2 separate regions of the Mus musculus genome follow, and region 1 is linked to region 2. The links are chromatin loops, found by intact Hi-C in ENCODE. Cell type or tissue: heart. All regions are shown on one strand. Links, peaks and the distances in the headings refer to the core of each region. The heading gives the core; the rest is flanking DNA.

What was found. A loop is a pair of places that touch in the nucleus more often than their neighbours do. Peaks named below come from ENCODE experiments on the same cell type or tissue, not always from the same donor. Only the 100,000 strongest peaks of a DNase experiment are listed, where the experiment ranks them.
Region 1: a loop joins it to region 2, with 2.4 times the contacts of the local background. A loop is called at or near these places in 6 of 42 quality-filtered maps.

What each region holds. Positions count from the first base shown.
Region 1 is chr4:9,871,263-9,879,601 of GRCm38, reverse strand. No RefSeq gene overlaps it. Among named protein-coding and RNA genes, the nearest start is that of Gdf6, 31 kb to the right of the region's middle. In heart, for the core only: a CTCF peak has its summit at 4,590 (motif pointing left); a DNase peak (open chromatin) is centred at 4,721; H3K4me3 peaks cover 847 bases; H3K27ac peaks cover 236 bases.
Region 2 is chr4:10,145,760-10,154,098 of GRCm38, reverse strand. Gm35008 (a long non-coding RNA gene) reads right to left here and starts at 6,487. Exons shown (of 3, transcript XR_390388.2): 1 at 6,412-6,487; 2 at 830-965. In heart, for the core only: a CTCF peak has its summit at 3,389 (motif pointing right); a DNase peak (open chromatin) is centred at 3,968.

The sequences.
Region 1 (8,339 bases), core at 33-8,032, 270 kb after region 2:
TGACCACTCTCTCCAGCCTGCATTTTGCCATGTGAGGGATCCAAACGTGCTCTTCCTCCTCTTCCTCCTCCCCCTCCTCCCCTCCCCCTCCCCCTCCTCCTCTTCCTTCTCCTCCCTCCTCCTCTTCCTCCTCCTCCCCCTCCTCGTCCTCTATCTTGTCCTCTTCCTCTTCTTATTCCTCCTCTCTCTGTGTCTCTCTGTGTCTCTCTGTGTCTCTTTCTCTGTCTCTGCTCTCCTGTCTCCTTCCTACTGTTCACCCTCCCACCACTAGCCTTTCCCAGCCATTCCCACGCTCACCTTCTGAATGGCGTCAGTTATGAACCATGGAAAAGAACCCACGAGCAGCAGCTTTGCTTGTCAGCCTGCAGTGGACCCAGCTTCGCTGCTCTTGCAGTCCTGTGGAAGCTCTGGCTCTGGTTGTCCCTCCCTGTGTGCGCTCATACTCTTCATTCTGTCTGGAGCAACACCCCCTCTCTCCCTTTCACCCCTTCTGCAACTGTGAACTTCTCGTTCTTTCTTCATGACTTTCCTCTTTAATTCTTTGACACTAAATGATCTTGTATTTTACTTTATATTTTGAGACGGAGTCCCATTGTGTGGCCCAGGCAGATTTGCCATGATCCTCCTCGTTTAGCCTCCTGATGCTGTGCCTCTGTCTAGCTTTGACAGCAGTGTTAGCCTTTCCAGAGGGATGATTCTCTCCATCTTGAAGCCAAATAACATCTTCTTGATGAGACCTTCTTACTACTTACCACTCTGATTTTAAATAGCTTGTGATGGGATTGGAGCAGTGGCTTTGCAGTTTAAAGCACACACTGTTCTTGCAGAAGACATGAGTTTAATCTCCACCACCTATGTTCTGGCAGATTTTAAATGCCTGTATGCCTGTAGTTTTAGCTACAGGGGGATACAATGGCTCTGGCCTCCAAGGGCACCTGCACTCGTATGTATCTCTCTCTCACACACAAACACACACAATTAAAAGTAAAATTGTATTTTTTAAATCTTTAATCTTCTTTTACAGTCCAGTCAGTATGCCCTTCCCATTATGCCCTCTGACAGTTCCTCATCCCATTACTCCTCCTCCTTCTCCTAGAGAATGTCCCTCCCCCTGACACCCCCACACACCCTACCAGACCTCCCCACTCCCTGGGGCTATTTTCTTTTAAATGCTTGAGGTTGTCATCACCCTCCAGACCACAAGCTCCTGGGCATGACCACCTGCCCTCCCTTCTTGCAACCACAAGTTAAATATTCCCCACTCTTCCACTGTTCGTGTCTCCTCTGTTCTGTCCTTCACTTCCTACGGCCCTCTCCGCTGTCCTGCCTGTCTCCTTTAGCTGAACCACAGCGGGCAGAACCCATAAACCCTCCATGCTTCTTTCTAGACAGTGTTCTTCCTGGAAACTCTGTTCCCAAGCCCAGTCCTCAGGCGTTGCTCCACTTCTTCAGTTACATCCATTCTAGTTCCTATGCCTGTGGGCAATATCATCCATCTAACAAGCATTAGCTAGTTATTTTGTGTCCTTAGGAAAACAATATCAAACATACTTGGCATCTTCTATCTTCTCCTTGTGGTCTCTCTTATGGGTTGTACATGGCCTCCCTCGTAACAAGCCATTTTCTTTTTTTTTTTCCATTTTTTATTAGGTATTTAGCTCATTTACATTTCCAATGCTATACCAAAAGTCCCCCATACCCACCCACCCCTACTCCCCTACCCACCCACTCCCCCTTTTTGGCCCTGGCGTTCCCCTGTACTGGGGCATATAAAGTTTGCGTGTCCAATGGGCCTCTCTTTCCAGTGATGGCCGACTAGGCCATCTTTTGATACATATGCAGCCATTTTCATGTAGGACACGTTGCGCTGTTCCCATGTCTTTTATTTTATTTTATTTTCTGTTTAGAGCTCACATAAGGTGATCAAGCTTCTTTTTTCACATTTTTATTAGATATTTTCTTTATATACATTTCAAATTTCAAATGCTAGCCCGAAAGTTCCCTATACCCTCTCCCTGCCCTGCTCCCCTACCCACCCACTGCTCCCATGTCTTTAATTGTTTAACAGCCACCCTTCTTAAGTCCATACATCTGCTTCTCTAGGCCTTTGTTCTTCACCACAAGCCACCGGTGAACTAATGCTGGCGTGGCTGCAGTTCTTCAATGAAATGAGGATCCTTGAGCAGGGAGCAGTTAATAGTTTTACCAGGGCAGGAGAGATGAACCAGGGACTTCCCTGGCCAATCAGTGCATCTGTCCTCCTCAAATATGATCTTGTTACTTGAATTCTCCTATATGAGGGCCCCGCACTCAAGTGCACTTCTGTTGTATGGTGTGCTTTCTGACCTCACTACTTTGCAGTAAGTTGTTACTGCTTTAGCTTTAGATTCAGATTGCTCCTCCTGGAGTTTACTCCCAAGACCTCCTGGCACAATTTTTTTGTCCCATCTGCTGTATATTGGAGATTTAAATTTTATCTATCTATCCATTTATTTATTATCGTCCCACCAAAATTTCTCCTCCCTCCTCTCCTTGAAGTCCCTCCCTACTGCCTCCCCTCTCCCATTCCTCCTCCATTTCCCTTCAGAAACGGGCAGGCCTCCCAGGGATGTCAATCAAATATGGCGTAACAGGTTACAATACAACTAGACCCATCCTCACATATCAAGGCAATCCAACAGGAGGGAAAGGGTTCCAAAAGCAGGCAAGAGTCAGAGAAACACCTGCTACCACTGTTAGGAATCTCACAAGAACACCAAGCTACACAACCATATTATACAGGGCAGAGGGCTAGGCCACACAGGCTCCCTGATTCCTGGTTCAGTCTCTGTGAACCCCTGTGAGTCCTGCTTAGGTTGACTCCATGGAACCATATTCTTGTGGTGTCCCCAATCCCTCTGGCTCCTACAATCTTTCCTCACCCTCTTCCTCAACACTCCTGAGCACTGCCTAATGTCTGGCTGTGGGTGTCTGCAACTGTTTCCATCAGCTGCTAGATAAGCCTCTCTGATGACAGTTAGGCTAGGCTCCTGTCTACAAGTATAGCAGAATATCATTAGTAATCATTTCATTGACTTTTTTTCTCTTTTCTTCCCACTGTGTCTGATTCTATTCTAGATCTCTGGCTCATCCAGCCCCGCTTCCTGGCCATCTGCCAGTGTCAGGCCTCGAATCCCTGTCATGCTTTTGATCTCAAGCTGGACCTGTCATTCATTGGCATTTCCTCAATTTCTGGACCACTTTTGCTCCAGCACATCTTGCAGGCAGAACAAATTGTATGTAGGTCAAAGTTTTGTGGCTGGGTTGGTGTCCCATTCCCTCCACTAGAAGCCTTGCCTGGTTACAAAAGATAGCTGCTTCAGGCTCTGTATCCCCATCACTAGGAGTCTTTGCTAGGGTTACCCTTGTAGAGTCCAGGGAGTTTCCATTGCACTAGTTTTTACCTCACTCCTGAAATGACTCACATTTCCAGTGGTCTCTCTCGGCATACACACACACACCACACACACACAACACACACACAACACACATACACAACACACACACACACACACACACACACACACACACCTGATCCCTAGCGTTGGAGATGTTTGGTGGTGTTGTTTTTAACCTGTCTCTTCCTCTATCCAGTCCTTCCCTGTAGAGAGCAACTGCACTTCCCAAGTTCAAAATTACTTCTCTCCTCACAATCAAACCCTACACTGAAATGTCTCTTCCTTAGGAATTTTTGCCAAGACTTTGAAGACTCAAAGGAACAAACACTCCTCCCCAAAGCAGAATATCAGCTCCTCGGCTTCCGCACTCTTTAGAAGAGATGCCAGGGAGGAGGAGATGGTGTTTCTGCGTTCCTCAGAATGCCCCTCACACTGAAACCTCTAAGCATCTTGTGGACAGAATTCACTTCACACCTCTGTATTTTCAAATTCCAGCATCTGCATGACTACAGGTAACTCTTCTTTTGAGAAAGAAGGCTCACAATTTCAGAGGTTCATGGTGTCAAGAGATCTCTGCAATCTGTGCCTCTGAAGGCAGTGACACATCCTAGTCTCTGTGTGTGGCTAAGAAAAAGGTTTTCTGTTCGAGTCAGGGACTGATAGAAAGGGACAGCAATCCCACAATCTCTTTTGAGCACATACCTCCCAAACCAACAGAACACCCACTAGGGTCCACCTTTTCAAGGTCTGTACCCAATCTCCCCGGTTTTTGGGACCAAGTCATTACATGTAGAGTGTTTATGGAGCTCATACAAACCATGGCAGGAGCTGAGAAGACATCACAGAGAGGTGAAAGTTCCTGGCTGCGTGAGCAGGATCCTGTTAGGGACTGTATTTTGACAATAGTATCAGAGTGCTAGGAACTTTCGAGTAATTAATGTACACGTAGTTAAAACTTCTTTCTACATCGTTTAATGGTTTTAGAGCTTGCCAAACCCAAAAATCAGTATTTTCTGTTTTCTCTCATAGTTTTTAGTTTCAACAACTGTTAGTCCTCAGAGTCAGCAGATTGGGAGTTGGGTGCCATTCTCAGCCTCTGGTAAGAACTCCTTCTCCCCACCGAACCTGCTCCCTCTTCTGGCCAACCCTGAGAGCGCGCGGAGGTACAGGCTCAAGTCTCCTCCTTGACAAGGAGCAACAGGGTAAGCAAGCAGATCCACCGGCTTTGGAAGACTAAGGCATGCACAGCCCCCCTTCAAGCCAATTATCACCTTTACTGTAATCTGCTTTGTGCGTTTCCTAGCCCGAGTGTACCCATCCTCTTCACTGTCACTGCGTGTGGGGAGCAGTCGCGCCCTCTCCCGCTGGACGCAGCCAATGCGGTGGCCGCCGTGATCCCTTCCCGCCCACCGGCTGTCAGCCCCAGGTCCAGAGCCCTGCCAAGCCGCGGTGGAAGGAGGCGACAGTTCGGGTCATTAGAAAGAGTTGCCAAAAAGCACTCCGAAAGTGCACTATTAATTTTGGCTGTCAAAACAGATACTGGAGGAGCGCTTTTAGATTGCACTCATTTTTTTTTTTTTCTCCTCCAGCAAATCCCAGGCTTTGCCGGTGATCAGCGATGGATCTGGGGATGCTTTTGAGACTACAATACATGGTGGTTAGAAGGCCATGGAAGTAGGGATCCGGTGGTCTGCTGTAGAGCCAGCTTGGCCTTTCTCATGGTGTAGCCACAGGACTTCTCTAACGTATTTACTTCTCTAACCAGGAATCTATAGCACAGTTAGTCAGAGGAAGGTGGGAGGAGCATGCGTGAAGGGCACTGAATGTGGTACATTAATAAACGGGTGGCTAGGGTCGTGGAGATGTCTGCTTCTCAAGCCTGCATTTTATTCACAGAACCCACCTTAAGAAAAGAAAAAGCCACGTGGTGTTGTTTGCTGATAACTCCAGTCCTTGGGGTTCCCTGGCCAGCTAGTCTACCTAATATGGGCATCCAGGGCAGTAGCAGACCCTGTCTAAAGGGGGAAGATGGATTCATCTGGTTGAGGAATGACATTTGAGGTTGACCTCTTTCAGACTTACTACTGACGATAGATAGATAGATAGATAGATAGATAGATAGATAGATAGATAGATAGATAGATAGAGAAAGAAAGAGACATAGATACATATGCAGATGCATACATAGATAACTAATTAATTAATTAATTGATAGATGGATGTATGGATGTATGTATGTATGGATAGATAGATAGATAGATAGATAGATAGATAGATAGATAGATAGATAGATAAAGTTGCTGGTAATATTGTGGATTCCCTGCTCTTGAGATTCAGTCTGTAGTTTTCTCCTGCTTCCTGGGTGCCTAGTGCCTTAACAACCCATCCTCCCCATCCCCCACCCCACAATGTTTTCTCTGAGGATCAGCTCCTTTGGGGAGCACTTGCTGGTAAGCAGTGGTTTATGGACTCAGTAACCATGGTCCTTGTATATGTCAAAGCACAGAGTAAAGAGAATTCTTGCATGATTGTTCTCCCCTGTGAGGCTGTAGTGTAGATGGCACATACATAAGTTAAATGGAATTTGGGGAAGCAAGGAACAGAGTATTTTTAAAAATTAAAACTTTCTTATAAATCTTTAAGAAAATGCATCTGTGTCAACACAATAAAAATAATATCCCAGCCTACTGGTTTTCATCTGCTAGCCCGGGGAAGGCCCAGGGCCTTAACCCTTTCACTGACAATGCTCTTTGGAAACACATGAGCAATGGACCCTCAGCTCTGCACAGGTGACAGGGACTGTCTCCTCTTCTTAGGTCATAATTCCCCAGTAATTCAAGAAAGTGGTATCTTAGAGATGCATTGCACAACAGTAATCACTATCCAAGACAATTCATCTTCATAACTGAGAAGAGTATATATTTGTCTGATTTGATTTACGGAAAATAAAAACCCCTCCCATGTTTCTGGCAGTTCTCTCTGTGTTCCCACTGGCGTGTCCCATACAGGCAGGAAAAAAGTCATGTCAACTGTCTTCTGACAAACTGTGGGGCCAGGCAATGGTCCAGGCCTATCATGCATCCCAGCCACTTGGGTGGCTGAGGCAGGGGGATTGGGAGTACAAGGCATGCTGGTCTATGGAGTAAATCATAACTGGTCTGGGCATCTTAGTGAGACCCTGACTTAAAACGAAAGAAAGAGGGAGGGCCCGCTGCTCACTTGCAAATGGATGCGGCCTTGGGTTCAAAATCATGGAGCCTGGCTATACATGCTACTCTTGTTGGCTCTCAGATGGTCAGCACTCCACGCATGCACTTACGTTTTTTCTTTTTCTTCATGGTCATAGAACCTCCATTTATTTCTCTGTAGCCAGTGAACACTGCCCACTTCACTCTGTAGCCCAAGACTAAAGACAACCAGTGAGACAGAAGTGTGTATGATGAGCTTTCCAGAACGGCTCCTTGAAGGCAGCTAGTCCTCCCTGGCTGCTGGTGTGTGCTGTTCTTGCCTTTCATCTTCCTCTTTCTTAAATACTTCATTGCCTATGAGATGACCAGAACTCTATTTTGGACTATGTTGCAAACTTGAGTATTGAACCTTGTCATTTAAACAATGTAAAAGATACTTAGTTTAAAAAAAAAGATACTTTGTTGACTAAGAAATCACCATAGCAACTGTGAAAGGGCAAACTCTATGCTGTGCTCTCTATTTTTATGAGAGGAGTAGAGGATTTTGTTTAACTTGCTGTTGTCTGCAGGGTTTCAGTTTGAAACAGAAGAACTTGATCCTATTATCCATACTTTTTGTTTTTCTGTTTTGGTCCTGTACCGGCTAGTTTTGTGTCAACTTGACACAGCTGGAGTTATCACAGAAAAAGGAGCTTCAGTTGAGGAAATGCCTCCAGGAGATCCAACTGTAAGGCATTTTCTCAATTAGTGATCAAGGAGGAAAGGCCCTTTGTGGGTGGGACCATCTCTGGGCTGGTAGTCTTGGTTCTATAAGAGAGCAGGGGAAGCAAGCCAGTAAAGAATATCCCTCCATGGCCTCTGCATCAGCTCCTGCTTCCTGACCTGCTTGAGTTCCAGTCCTGACTTCCTTGGTGATGAACAGCAATGTAGAAATGTAAGCTGAATAAACCCTTTCCTCCCCATCTTGCTTCTTGGTCATGATGTTTGTGCAGTAATAGAAACCCTGACTAAGACAAATTGGTACCAGCATAGTGGGGTATTCCTGTGACAACCTGACCATGTTTTGGGGAGGACCGTGGAAGGACTTTGGAGCTTTGGGCTTGAAGATCCATTCCTTGTTAAGAGCTCTGTCAGATTTTGTATAGGAGCTTGGAAGATAATGTTGAGAACAGTGCAGAAGATGGAGGTCTGGCTTGTGAAATTTCAGAGGGAAAATTAAAGACTCTTTTCAGGGCCATTGCTGTTTTTGATTGTGAAGATTCTGTGGTTCTGGTTAGCTGGGGCTGAAGAATCAGCTGTGATTAACAAGATACCAGAACTACTAAAGCAAAAACTGCATTACTGGGACAATTGATGCTGGTTAGCTGGAGCTAAGAAATTAGCGGTGATTAAGAAGAGACCAGCATCGTTGAGGTGACATCTTCTGGGAAATGTTTTCTGAAAGCACAAAGAGGCTGTGTTCCAGAGATAGCCAAGGTTGTACTCTTGCTGCAGCAGGACTTGGTAATGTGTAAAGGTCACCCAGGTGGTACTGGTTTTGAAGGCATGAAGGGGTCACACAGAGCAGCTGAGGCTCAGCACTGTGAGAGGGCATGGAAGGCCATTGGTGAAGGTGCAGTCTCAGTTGCAATTGACGGTCCAGGACTGAAGGGGTCATGCAGTGTTTTGGAGATGCCAGTACCATGAGATGACCACCAAGAGCAGCAGCAGCAGT
Region 2 (8,339 bases), core at 217-8,216:
TACATAGTTCTCTCTACCCTTTCTACCCCAGCTCCTTACAAGGCACTGATCTCATTGATGAGAACTCCAATCCTAACCTGTGACACCTCTTAATAATGTTACTGTATGGATTCAATTTCAATAGGTTTTGTTTTTGCTGCTTTGTTTTTTTGTTTTTGAGAAGACAGAACCATTCAATCCATAGAACTAACAGTGAATGTAACTATATGCACTTGAGGCCGTTCTGAACCTCAGTGTTTTCACTCACCAAATGTTTCAAGACACACGCCTGCTTATTAAATTACCATGCTGATTAAAGCACCCACAGCAGGAGCTCAATAAAGCTTGGATTTCTCTAGTTCTCCTTTTAGAGATTTAGTAGACCACTTTTATTTCTACCACTCTTGTTATCCTTTGCTATCTTTCTTCTTCTTCTTAATGTATTTGTTTTTGAGAAATACTGCCTTGTTACCACAAAAGTAATTTCAAAAATGGCAGTGCCATTCACTGCACAGCTCAGAAGACAGGAGAAGATATTACTTAAGCTTGGCTTGGCTGTAATAGCTGGGAAGGTATCTTTCCTCTGGGTGGAAGAAAAGGTGGGCATACTAGGCTACCTTGGCATGATATCTCTTATTACAAGATTCTTTCTAATAAATCTTGTGTCTATTGCTTGTTCTCTCTCTCTCTCTCTCTCTCTCTCTCTCTCTCTCTCTCTCTCTGTCTTTGTTTCTTCCTTTCTTTTTCTCTTTCTCATAGTTTGGAAGACTTCATTATTGGGTCATCTTTTAAATATTTTTACATCTCTTAAAAACACTTCCACTATTCTCATGTAGAGATAAAAGAATACCTGTAATCTTCTGTGGCCACAGAGGCAAACGAAGAACAAGATATAAAATCTCGGCCCTGCAACAAAAGGATGTTTCAGCAGCTAGAACGCTGTAACAGAAGAAAGTTGCTGTCTGGAAGCCAGGAGCTCGGCACACCTTAGAGGGGAGGGAGGGAAAGAAGTGCACATGTGGTCATCTCAGCAGAGCAGCTACACAGGAAGCTCCCTGAAGTGGGCAACTAGATTAAATGGCAGATGACAAAACTGAAGTGGTTGGGGCTCTGTGAATATTGTGAAGCATCTCTTACTCCTGGCCTGCACAGCAGCTCAGGCAGGATGGACTTGCAGGCTCTGTTTCAGAATTAAAACAAAGAACCTGATGGTAGATTGGTTGCCATCAGTGTGGATGATCCCTTCACAGTTTGATGGAGTCTTCATCAGTATTCTTTATGGCTTTGAGTTAGAGTTCTTCAAGCCACTTGTCTTGTCCTTTTTTCTTCTTCTTTTATCATTGGGCCAGTTCCCTCCTCTCTCTGGTTTTCATCTACATGAAAAGGTTCTGACCCTTGACGGCTCTTGACTCCGGGGCAGTGCATATGTCCTGACTTTCATTAGTCTGCTTGGTGTCTGAATATTCTGCCTTGATCTTAATTTGTATTTGAACTCAATGCCCAACTACATGAAAATTCACCATGATAGTTACATGATTAAGCTGGATTTATGCATACTTAAATCCTCATTTTTGATATTCTAGATTTGTGTTAATCTTTGCCCCTTCTTAGAATTGGGAACAAAACACCCATGGAAGGAGTTACAGAGACACAGTTTGGAGCTGAGACAAAAGAATGGACCATCTAGAGGCTGCCATATCCGGGGATCCATCATAATCAGCCTCCAGATGCTGACACCATTGCACACACTAGCAAGATTTTGCTGAAAGGACCCAGATATAGCTGTCTCTTGTGAGACTATGCCGAGATCTAGAAAACACAGAAGTGGATGCTCACAGTCAGCTATTGGATGGATCACAGGGCCTCCAATGAAGGAGCTAGAGAAAGTAACCAAGGAGCTAAAGGGATCTGCAACCCTATAGGTGGAACAACAATATGAACTACCCAGTACCTCCCAGAGCTCGTGTCTCTAGCTGCATATGTATCAGAAGATGGCCTAGTCGGACATCAGTGGAAAGAGAGGCCCATTGGTTGTGCAAACTTTATCTGCTTCAGTACAGGGGAACTCCAGGGCGAAGAAGTGGGAGTGGGTGGGTGGGTGGGGGAGCGTGTGGGGTACTTTTGGGATAACATTGGAAATGTAAATGAAATAAATACCTAATTAAAAAAAAGAAAGAAAAAAATTAAATGAGAAGACTGTAGTACCCACATAATGAGGTGATGGCTCACATAGATGTGACAGTCAGGGCTTGTTGAAGAGTCTACTTCAGCCTATGCTGATTGCAAATTCCTATTTGTTGATGTTCTCGCCAACAAATCCTAGTGCAAACGGGATCTTGGTCGGGCTTCCTTTGCTCGGTCACATGGATATGCCTCAACTGATTTAGTTATAAACACATTGCCACATGCTGTATTATATTTGCAATTTAAGCCTGGAAAGATACTTCTCTCTTAGATTTGGAATATAATGAAAGTTGAACCTCAGAATTCAGAAAATCTTTCCAAAAAAAAAAATGACTAACTTAGCACTGAGATATCATTAATATTCAAAACAGCAAAATCACACACTTCACATCCACACAGAAACAAGGCAAGCACATGAAGCATGGGGCCCTGAGATTCGATCCATCTGTGAGGTGTAAGCCTTTGGAATGAGTGTGTGATGAAATTCATGAATTTTCAAGTTTAGAAGTCAGTCCAGCAAAATGAGATCATTTGTCAGTGTTGCAAAACTACCACTCACTACTATGTTCAGCGTTATTATTCTGTCTCAGGACAGCCAACTTAAAGAGAACCAGATATCGTACGGGTTCAGACAAGAGGGCTGTGGAAATGTTTTTGATGAAACAGGCACAGTGCATTCTTGCTAGGCATTGGCTATTTCCTGAAGATGTCCATCAATTTAACATTCACTAGACTATTTGAAAAAGACTTGAACCAAACCTAACTTCACATCAGTGTTCAGCTAGAACCAAACCCAAATTTTAATGTTCTAGTAAACCATGAACTGAACCAACTTTTCAAGAGGAAAAGGAAACTATTTGAACTATATGATTTGAAGCCAAACTATATGTTATATGTAACTATTGACTGAAACAAAACAAGATCAAAATATGCTCTGAACTGAATTTAAAATAAACAAATAATTTTTTTTCTTTCAAATTGAGTCCCTGGCTATAAATAAGACTTACTTTAGTTCCTATGATACTTAATTATGTGTGTAGCTTATCTCATATTTTCTCAGCATCTATTCTTATTCAAAAAGTAATAATATCCACAAATCTCAGTATGGGTACTATGAGGAGTCAATTGAATAACCAAATATTGATTGCCATTAATTCTCATCATTGCCAGTTCTATATTATATCCAGCACACAAAGGGTCAATTTCAATGCTCCAAATATGTTCACCAGCCACCAGAGGGCAGCAAAAAGGTAGGAACCCTTTCTGTCACACAGGGCAACTCGCCCTATTTTAAGGACAAACGGATATTTACTTTATTTTTGAAATGTACATAAAGTAAATATCTAATAATTTTTTTTAAAAAAAGGACAAACAGGAGGGTTTACTATATGCCAAACACACTCTAAGCCTCAGGATCATGTTAACATAGTTATTCCTCAAATATGTATATGTAGATTCTGTTATTATTTACATAGATTGTTTGTGTAGAGCAGATAAAGAAACTGAGGCAAAGAGAGGTAACAAGTTTTTGTCTATAGTCACACAACCATAAGGTGACAGGGGCAAAATCAGACACCACCCACCCTACCTTCCCACCCTCCCACCTGGGTAGGGTACCTTTGAAACTTGCTCTCTTAGCTTTCATTGCTTTTGGAGATCATGAATATGAGTGAGATTCAGACCTTGGCACTGTTCACGTAAACATGAATGACTGGAACCGAAGATAGCCTTGCAGAGCCTCACAATTCAGGGACCAGAGTAAAAAGAACCAAATCTGGGGCCAGAGGCATCTGATGCTGTCAACAGTAGTCTCCAGGGATAAGTCAAGGCAACAACATTAACCATGCAGACTAGGGGAAAGTTCAAAAATGGAGGAGGAGGGAGATGCAGAGACACAGGAAGAAAAATGTTCTGGACTGTTGGCCTTGACAAAAAATAGTTACTGTCATGGTGGCAGAGTCCAGCTGGCCCACTCTTCTAAAGTTGCAAGCATGTCTTCAAATTTAAGGAGCCAGTACTAGTAAAACCAAGAGGAGCTGATTCTACTCCACCTTGAAACAATTCCTTTTTATTGTTGTTTGTTTGCTCATTTTTTAAAGTGAATAGAAGAATCTGTATTTTTAATCACTACCCACTTTCACATTAACGTCCATACTAATTTTGCAGCATTTAACTTCCTACCTACACAGCAACCCACTCCACTGTCTCCCCTATGCTCAATCCTTCACTGAATCTAAGAACACCCAGGTTGCCAGTCTTCCCCTAAATGCCAAATCCTATAGCCACTTGGCCATCTTCTGAGGTATGTCTGCAGCATATCATATTCTTGGCCTTCACAGAGCTCCTGAAATTCCCTGGTAGAACATCCTCAGCTTGACCAATCCCCTGTCTCTCTGAGCTCCATATTTTAGTCTCCTTCTTAGCAACTCCCTTTTAGAGACAAGGTTTTTCTGTACCCTCCCTGTCCTGTAACTACTTCTGTAGATTAGGCTGTGCTCGAACTCACAGAAACTGCTTGCCTCTCCCTCTTGAGTGTTGGGATGAGAGGTGTGCACCATTATGCCCGGCAGCCCCTCCTTTTGTTAAATAAAGCATTCTCAATTGGCTCCTCTTCCTAGTGTGGATCCTCCCATTGGTCCTCCACAATGTTAGGAAGAAAATTTCCTAAATACTAACCTCAATGTTTCTTCCTTCCTTCAAGTCATTCCTAGGCTCCTGCTTCCCACATCATGGAAATTATTCAGCATGGCAGTCAATATTCCTTTTGGTATCTTGTCTATAATTCATACACATATGCCTCTAGTCTGTACTTGTAACTAAAAGCCATTTAAATTTCCAAAGCTGGCTTTCTGCATTTTTTTTCCTTTGTATCTTTCCAAACAGTTTAGTCTTCTCCTACAAAGACTCCCCTGAAGTCATTGTCTGTAGACAGAGATGCTGCTGGCTTCCCCAGAGAGCATCAAGATATTTGAGCCATGGGAGATTCACAGCCATACGTCTCCTTTGTAGATGCTAACCTAACCTAGCTCATTTCTCCAGAAGCTGACACAGAGATACTTAACATATATCTTTTGAGTAAGTGAATTTCTTTAAGAGTTGAGAAAACAGCCCATAGGGGAGAGCACGATGCCACAATTAGTATATCCCTGCATCCCAACTGGCACATGGATTGATGTTGAATCTATATCAACAGTTATTACATGTCTGAAGGACAGTGGTGATTCTGGAATCCATAAATTATAAGTCAGATGGGAGTTATCCTATCGGCTTTATTTCGTTATCAATGAGAAGGCAGCAAGAATGTTAATGAGAACCAGGAGAGCCCAGCCCAGCCCCAGGAGCAGCCTGTGTAACTGGCTTTCCTCTGTCTTGGACCACTCAGCAGAACAAGCCTTGACAGTTTAACATGGAGCAGAAACTATGCTTTCTGTGGAGGTAACGCAGCTTCTCACATATCTGACAAGGATCACCTGGTTCTGACTGTTCTGTTTGTTTCTTCGTTCACTGCTTCTCTTGCTAAAATGAGTAGACTCTGTCTACTCTCTCTCATCTGCTAATTTCGTCATAATTTAATAGTCTGAAAAAATGTACATAGGTCACGTCCCCACTCGTTTGCCTAAAACTTCAGAGAAATACAGTATTGTGTTAGGATTGTTCTGGGCAAAGACCAAAAGCAATCACAGGCAACGCCTATGGGGCATCCACTCACCTGCTGCTGTAGTTTAGATATGAAATGTCTCCCACAGGTTCAACTGTTTAGGCTCTTGGTTCCTGGATGATAGCAGTGCTTTCTGGGACAATGGAATCTTTGGATCACTAGAGATGATCCCTGAAGGCTGTACCCACTTCTACCTGCAGTCATTTCCCTGCCTCTGGGTACGGCTGCCATGTGAGAAGCCACCCCACCCTCAGACCAGCTGCTCCCACCACCTTGTGTTCCCATCCTGATGAGTTGAACCATGTAAACCCAAAGAAACCTTTCCTTCCCTAAGTTCTCTCTGTTGGGCATTTTGTCACAACAATGAGAAAAGCAACAACAGCTATGCTAAGTACCTTTAAACTTCTTGCTATGATTGTGATGCTGTGGAAAATACCTAAGTCCAGTTTCTTCTTTGCCTACTCTTTAACCATTACAATAGCTTCAGATTTGGGAGTAAAATAGGATGAGGTGGAACAGAGAAAGATTTTATTTTATTACTCCATGTCAACAATGCAAGGCAGTCCTTCTTTCCCAGGAGGTGGACTTACCTGTGGTTCCCACTGCAGCATGTGTTTGCATGCATGGACAGACTCTTCATCCAACATTCTGAGTTTGAATACTGGTGGTTTCAAATCCTTAGTTGACAGGGTTTTCAGTCAACTTATTTTACCCTTCATTCTTGAACACTCTCAATTACAATATGGGGACAACGACTCCTTTCTCAGAGAGTTCCTCTAGTGTGAAAGTGTCTGTAAAGTGCTTGGCACTGAGCTTGAATCAGCACTTTGGAAAAGTGAGCTCTTATGATTTAAGTCCTCTGAAATTTGACTGGCAGTTAAGGAGGTCCAACTCATCCTGGGCTCCGTGTGCTTTCACATCTATCCTGAAACCTTTAGAAACCCCAGGATGACTGCCATGGTGGTAATGGCAGGAACCCGTGGCAGCTGATGAGAAAGAGCACGTTTGTTCCTATCAAATCTCTGAAATCAAATCTCTCTTTACCAACACAAGGGGATTTCACTACTATTGTCATCACCAAGGCAATGTTGACTTGGACCAGAGAACCGGGTCATTCTTCATTTGTTTATTTATAAAGCCATCTATTAACAGAATTCAAACTTGCCCCTGTCATAATCAGATTTTACTATCAATTTGACACAACTTAGAGTCACCTGGGAAGAGGGAGGCTCAATTAAAGAATGCCCAGATTAGACTGACCTTTGGTGAGGTATTGTTTTTAATTGCTAATTGATTCAGAATGCTCTGGACCATTGTGGGTGGTGCCATTCCTAGGCAGACTGGCCTGGCTGAGCAAATCAGAAGGAGTAAGCTAGTAACTAGGGTTCCTCCATCCTCTATGCTTCCGTTCTGCCTCCAGGTTCCTGCTGTGGCTTCCCTTAATGGTGGACTACAACCTGCAAGATAAAACATATACTTTCGTCCTCAAGTTATTTTTTGTTCTGGTTTTTATCACAGCAATGGAAAGAAAAGTATCCCGCCCCTTATTTGGAGTGATGAGGTAACAAGGAGTTGACAGTCCAGGTCACAATGTCTAGAGTTCTATGTCTAACTGCATCTGGCATCTCATATATTAGAGCAGAGTGATAAAAGAAACCGCCAGAACATTGGGCCAACTTTCCATATACAAGACAAAACATATTTTGATTTTCAAAACTGAGTTCTCAGAACTGGCCACTAGAAGCTCTTCCTAGATTTTCTGCTCTAAAAAGAAATAAAGATGTTTCTGAAGCCACTCATAAGCATAATATCCTTTCTCCAGACATACAGTAGACATTTCTATAGAGACACAAGTAGAGACGAAGGAAATGTGTAGGTTAATAAAAGAGGCTTGGAAATCTTCCCAGCTTTCCAACTTCAAGTCTTTAAAGGTTGTCTTTCAAAGGAGATACTGGAGAACAACTTCAGGGCACTTTTATTAACACACATCACACTAATTGAAATAAAAAATATTTTCAACAACATGAACAATAATAACATGTCTTAGTCTTTGGATCATTCAATACTAGTATGACACACAGAGATTGAATATTAGCCAGAAAAACTAAAAAAAAAAAAATCTTGTGTGTGTGTGTGTGTGTGTGCGCGCGCGCGCGTATGGCACCTAGAAGTCATTGGTTCCAAGGCAACCCTAAAAAATCCAAAAATTTATAGAGTCCCAAATTACTTATCTGGAAAGGCATAGTGTTTGCATATAGCCTACCTACATCTTTCTACAAACTTTTATTCATTTATACATTATTTATGATAACTAATATAATGTAAGTAATCACAATTAGCTGTTATGTTTTGGTGTTTAGAAAGTAACAAGAAAAAGTGCACATTCATGTTCAGTATATAATTTCTAAAAACATTTTGCAAATACAGTAAGAGAAGTAAAGAATCTACAAACATACAAACATGAACTATGGCCCCACAAGACAGATTGAAACTCGTGCTGCTTCCTGTCAACTCTTTC